Linked DNA regions of Homo sapiens: region 2 is linked to region 1. A link is a loop called in an ENCODE intact Hi-C map of the cell type or tissue named here. Cell type or tissue: Calu3. All regions are shown on one strand. Links, peaks and the distances in the headings refer to the core of each region. The heading gives the core; the rest is flanking DNA. Region 1 overlaps EYA4 (EYA transcriptional coactivator and phosphatase 4). Region 2 overlaps EYA4 (EYA transcriptional coactivator and phosphatase 4).

Evidence for each region. Peaks named below come from ENCODE experiments on the same cell type or tissue, not always from the same donor. Only the 100,000 strongest peaks of a DNase experiment are listed, where the experiment ranks them.
Region 2: a loop joins it to region 1, with 1.9 times the contacts of the local background. A loop is called at or near these places in 1 of 110 quality-filtered maps.

Annotation. Positions count from the first base shown.
Region 1 is chr6:133,405,790-133,408,714 of GRCh38, forward strand. The region is part of intron 3 of EYA4 (EYA transcriptional coactivator and phosphatase 4); the gene reads left to right. Among named protein-coding and RNA genes, the nearest start is that of EYA4-AS2, 49 kb to the right of the region's middle. In Calu3, for the core only: no CTCF peak of the experiment used is centred there; no DNase peak of the experiment used is centred there.
Region 2 is chr6:133,340,195-133,343,119 of GRCh38, forward strand. All of the region lies in intron 2 of EYA4 (EYA transcriptional coactivator and phosphatase 4), which reads left to right. Among named protein-coding and RNA genes, the nearest start is that of EYA4, 100 kb to the left of the region's middle. In Calu3, for the core only: no CTCF peak of the experiment used is centred there; DNase peaks (open chromatin) are centred at 537 and 1,567.

The DNA of each region.
Region 1 (2,925 bases), core at 284-2,783:
GGAAGGGGGTGACAATTTTGCATTGCCTGGCCAGGGAAGGCCTTAGTGAGAGCTGGGTCTCACTAAGGAGGAAATGAGGGCTGGGTCATGCAGCTGTCTGGGAGAAGAGTCCCAGGAAGAGAGAACAGCATGTGCAAAGGTCCTGAGGTGAGAGCATGTCTGTTGTATTTTAGGAACTGTGTAGTCAACTGGAGAGCAGAGAGAATGCTGCTAAATTCTATTATCTATCTATCTACCTACCTACCTACCTACCTATCTTCTATCTATCTATTTAGTAACATTGTATCAGATTACTTTATATATATATTGTATAGGCTGTCAAACTTCATTCATATTTTTATTTACTAATTGACCAGGCAGTTATTTACCACCTACCATGGGCCAGGTTCTATCTTAGGTATTTTAAGGAAAGTAAAATCTATTAGATATAGTTCTTGCCCAAAAGAAGTTTACGAAATAATCAGAGATAAGACACATACAGGACTCATGACACGAGATGAGCTCTCATAAGGAAATGACTACTCATTGGCCAGAGAAACAGCTAGAGAATGACATCTGGGCTTCTTGGAAGAGATGGCATCAAACTGCACCTTGAGAGGCATACAATGCCAACGGCACATCATATGCAATGGTGTAAACGGGGGCACACCCACTGAGTCACTGGCAGTGCAGGATCTGTGAAGGCAGGAGTGATAGGTAAGGTCAAAAGGAAAGCTTTGGTCAGCATTTGAAAGCCTTTGAATGAGTATATATTTTGTGAATTCTCTTCATTAAAAATGTTCTAAGATTTGTCATGATGTTCAGTGCCTTGGTCTTCATAATTCTGTGTTGCCCTCACCTAATTGCCAGCATATTTTAGTTAAATTCAATTAGATATTTCAGTTAGCTATATACATTTTTCAGATTGAAAGCTGTTAACAGGTTGTATAAAACCTGTTTCTTATACTTTAACAAAATAATTTCCAAGTGTACTATGCGATTTTTAATTCTAGAAGGTTTTCTATTAAAATGAAAATGAAATGTATGAAATCTGTCTCTTATTATTTCAGTCTTCTATAGGTTTTCGAGTGTAAATTAGGGAGAAATGCAGAATAATTTAAAATTAAAGTTACTTATAGAGAAAGCTGAATAGAAAAATAATGTGTATATAGCATTTGTTTTTCTAGAATAAAGTAAGCACTTATTTAGCTTTTAGGTTTCAACTATATTGTCTTTCTCTTGAGCAGATTTTACATAGAGCTGGTATGACATATCTCAGTGTAATACATAATATATTACTAATGTCTTTAAATTCAGAAGATAAGAAAAAACTTTGAGATCAAGTTTTTAATTTGGGAAAGGTCTAATTAAACTCCTTACATTGGGATATTTGAGTTAATTGTTAAAGTGCTAATTCAGTTTATCAACCACTTGTTATCACATAGTTTTATCAACCTACACTGTGAAATAAAGGAGTCTAGGGTTTTTTTTTTTTTTTTTTGGAAGGAAACGTATTTATCGAAAGAGATTTATTTAGATTATTCTACATATTCTCTGGGAATTTGTAGTGTTTCTTAAAGTTGGACTAAATGTTGAATGGGAGGATAGGAGGAGAAGGCGATGGACCCTACAGGTGCAAACTCTTTCCAAATCACCAGGGCTTTGGCTGTTACTCACTCACCCCCGCCTTCCTTGCTCTTGGAGCCTTCAGATTTTTCCCCAGTAGCTTCACCTTACAGCAAGCTTAGCAGAAGCAGTTCCACAGCATGCCAACCCCCCTCACTTTTGAATAATCCAGAGACTCCCTGTGCCACAGATAACATGCAATCATAAATCTTCTCAGCTTCAGCAGTTTTCGTCTTCTAAATTCAATTAAGTTGAGCCCAGTAAGAATTTGTGGATCAAACAGTGAGCTCTATATAGATTCAAATTCAACTTAGGGTTCTGATGTTTGTTACTAATTTTCAGGAAAAAAAAATAAAAGAAAAATACTGCTGCTATTTTCTAAAGCTTCCTTATAAAGGTATTTCTTATTGAAACCAACTCATATTTCTCAAATTCCTAGACCACTATCTGTCATGCAATTTGAGTCTGTTTTCCAAATGGTAGAGTGCCAGAGAATCAAAAGCTGCTTGTTTTGCTTGCCTGATTTTCTTTAGCATTCTTTGGAGGATTTAAAGTATGGGGGGAAGAAAAGGAAACCTGACTTACATTAAGAGCTGAACATGAAAAAGGGATTAGGCAAAGCTTTAACTTTTTCATTATGCAAACTTTCCTGAACTATAATACATATCTTTATAGAGTTTTATTAATTGTTGGGGCTGCAATTTGGATTTTGCTAAAAAGTATTTACTACTAAAAACTTCAAGGTTGTTACTAAACACATCAATCATTTTACATTTGGCCCCTTTGCATGGTGAACAGACCGTCCTTCCTCCATCTTTTGTTGGGGAATACCTGGCTGAAGGTCTCAGTGAAAAGCTAGGAAGATACTCCTCCTCTGAGGGAGACATCTGGCTTCTTGGCTGATTCCATGCACACTTTTGTTAATGGGCTCAGATTCCCCAGAATTCTTTTATGTGGTTACATTGTAGATGGACTGTCTGCATAGTCTTGTCCTCTTGAATGATTTATGTAGAGGTTAAAAATACATATATATTTGGTCTGGTTCTTAGAATCTACGCATAAGATTAAATGAATCTCAGCAAGTTCAGTTTTGGAAAAAAAAATTAAATTTATTATTACAAAGGCAATCTAGTAGAGGATGTAGATTCTCGAGCCAGAATGCTTAATTTGAAACATGGATTTGCCACTTGCTAGCTATACAGTGTTGGACAAGTTATTTAATCTCTTTGTGCCTTCTTGGTTTCCCTAACCACATACAGGATGATAATAACAATATCTACCTCATATGTTTCCATGAGGTTTAAATGGTTTACACTGTCA
Region 2 (2,925 bases), core at 105-2,604, 66 kb before region 1:
TCCATGCTTTTTCTGTGTACTAGAGGGACTGTAGGTATAGACACAGAAAAACCATTTAAAAGTGAAGCAACGGATGGTATAATCCTGTGTCCTGTTCTTTGCCAAATTGATTTTGGACTATCCCTCTGAATGCAAGAATGGTTCTTCTGCTGCCTTTGCCTCTTTTCACATCTACATAAAGTAGTGCTTACATTTGTTTGGAGTCAAAAAATAATAAATAAATGAACAAAATATATGGCATGTCAGATGATGATAAGTGCTACAAGAAAGACGCAGCTGAAAAGGAGGTGAGAGAGAATTAAATTAGGGTAGGTGAGCCCCATTGATAAGGTGGTGTTTATACAGAGACTTCATAGACATGAGAAAAGGAAGTGTATGTGTATCTGGGAAGTGAGCATTCCAGGGAAGGATGTGCACTGGCCCCAAGGCAGAACTGTGCTTGAGAACAGAAAAGAAGCCAAGAGGCGGCAGAGGAGGGAAAGTGAGGAGAGGGACTCGAAGCTGAGGTCAGAGGGAGTGGTGAAGTTTTTGATATCAAGCCCTGTGGGCCAATAAAGACCTTGCCTTTTGCTGTGAGTCATATGGAAAGCCACTGGAGGATAAGATCAGAAGAGTGGACTGCTGATCTAACTTTTCGAAAGAGTCCCTCTGGCTGCTGTGTGAAGAAAGGAATCATATCCAGGCTGCTCAGCCTGTGCCACTGAGCAGCCTGAAATTAGAAGGGGTGGGAAGGAGCAGTTAAAGTATGGATGTATTCTGAAGATTTAGCCAACACGGCTTGCTAATGGACTGGATTTTAAATAGAAGTTATTTATCATGGAGCGCAAAACTTAGAAAATGCTAAGGTCTAGCTTCTATGTTTATACTTGCTATGGCATAGACCCTGGACATGAACCCTGGGTTTGAAGACCCAGAACATGCATTTTAAGAGAAGATCTTCCAACCATCCAAGGAAGATTCTGCAAATTGAGGAACTGAGTAAACACAGCAAACAGTTGCCTAGGCTACCTGAGGGAATAGTTCACAGGTTAAAGTAGAAAGAATAGTTGCTTTGATCAAAATGTGGCATGAGAATAAATCCTGGCTTTTCCACTTACCTTTAAAATTTAAATTACCATATAGGTTAAATTCATTCACCTGTCCATCAAATCATTTATCCATTCCACTGACATTTAGTGGATACCTACCATGTTCCAAACACTTTGTAGGTACGCAGGAATAAAGCATGAACAAAACAGATGAAAATAATCTGTGAACTATTCTGAGAGATGTGGATAAAACATTAACAGTGGAGCCCTTTATGAAATCCACTATAACATTAAATTTTAAATTCCAGCTGGATTTAGCTTTATGGACTTCCAAATAAGAATAGCCTAATAAATTCTAGTTTAAAGGTGTAACATTGAACAGAATTTAGAAAATTCTTTTCTAATGTTGAAACAAAGGACTTTTGCAATAGTTGCATTAAAAAAAAAACATTGACTCACAAATGAATAGCTAGTGGAGGGCAGGATTTCTAGATAAGCAGGACAAACAATCTCCACTGTTTCTCACCAACTATGGAGCTAATGGGGACGGTGGCTTTAAGCCAACTACCACTTAAGGGGAAAAAAAAACTTACCATTCAACAAGTGAAATAGTTAGTGTGGAATGGATAGCATCTTTGAAATTTGATTTTCAGCAGTCTCCCCAAGTGACTGAATACATTTTTTCAAACTATTTACTTTTGTATCATGTCTTCTCATGGTCAAATTCAGGATGAATTTTATGACAGGATTTGGTCTAATGCTGCTGAATTGTCTCATAAATATCTTGACAAGTCATTTGAAACATGCTGGGCCTCTAAAGAGGCTGACTGACATGAAAGCACTAACTTGGAATCATCAGGGCTTAAGGGTAACTTATGGACCCTAAGGCAGAGCCCCAAATCAAGATCATAAAATTACAGACAGTGAGTTGAAATTGAGACCAGTCTAGATTGGTACCAGCTTCTTTGGGTTTCTTCGGTAGCAGGGTGGAGTCAGGTGGCTGGTGCCATGGAAGCATTTTGGATCTGGTACCTACTGGCTACAATTCATTGTTAGATTCAAGGATGTGTCCAGGCTTTGGGAAGCCCTTCTGGGGACTGGAAAGGGAGGGTCCAGTACCCAGAAGGGCTTCCCAAAGCCTGGGCACATATTCAGAGTCCAGCCAAGTGGGCTGAATTTCAGGACAATTTTCTGGGTCCATCCAAGGGAAGGAAGCACAGATTCAGATCGGAAGGTGTAGCAAGGGACAGGAAAGCCTGTTTTATAGTGAGCTCTGAGCTTTGGTCATTCATTACCAGGATTACCTGATAACATGGTATATTGCTGCCATCCAGTTTAAGGTACACACTGCCATATATATATATATATATATATATATATATAATTCTTTATATTTCTCTGGGCTTAACTGAACTTAGCTTAAGGCACATGAATTTATCATTCATACAATAATTATTTAGCATTTTTATATCTGGGCCTGGCTAGGATTAACAGGTATTGACAAAGAGGATTTGAGATTTCTGAAATCTTTATTTAGCATAACCTAAATCAACAACTAGGATTGATAGAAATTAAAAAGCACTGATTTATTTTAAAAGTGAAAATTTCTTTATATTTTGATGCAATATTTTAAAAATATGGTACAGATTTGATTCCTAGGTATTTACTAATAGTTCTGCATTTTGAACACCATTATCTATATTAGGCATATTGACCTTCATGATTTTTGTACAATTAATTTTTGCTTAATTTATTTTCTAATTTATAGAGACGTGAACAGTTGCCATAACCATGAACATTTACAGATCAATGGCTATTGGAGTTATTTAATTTATACATGGCTCAGAAGGTGGCAACCATTTCTTTCAAATGTTATATGGACAGTTCTAGAATGTAT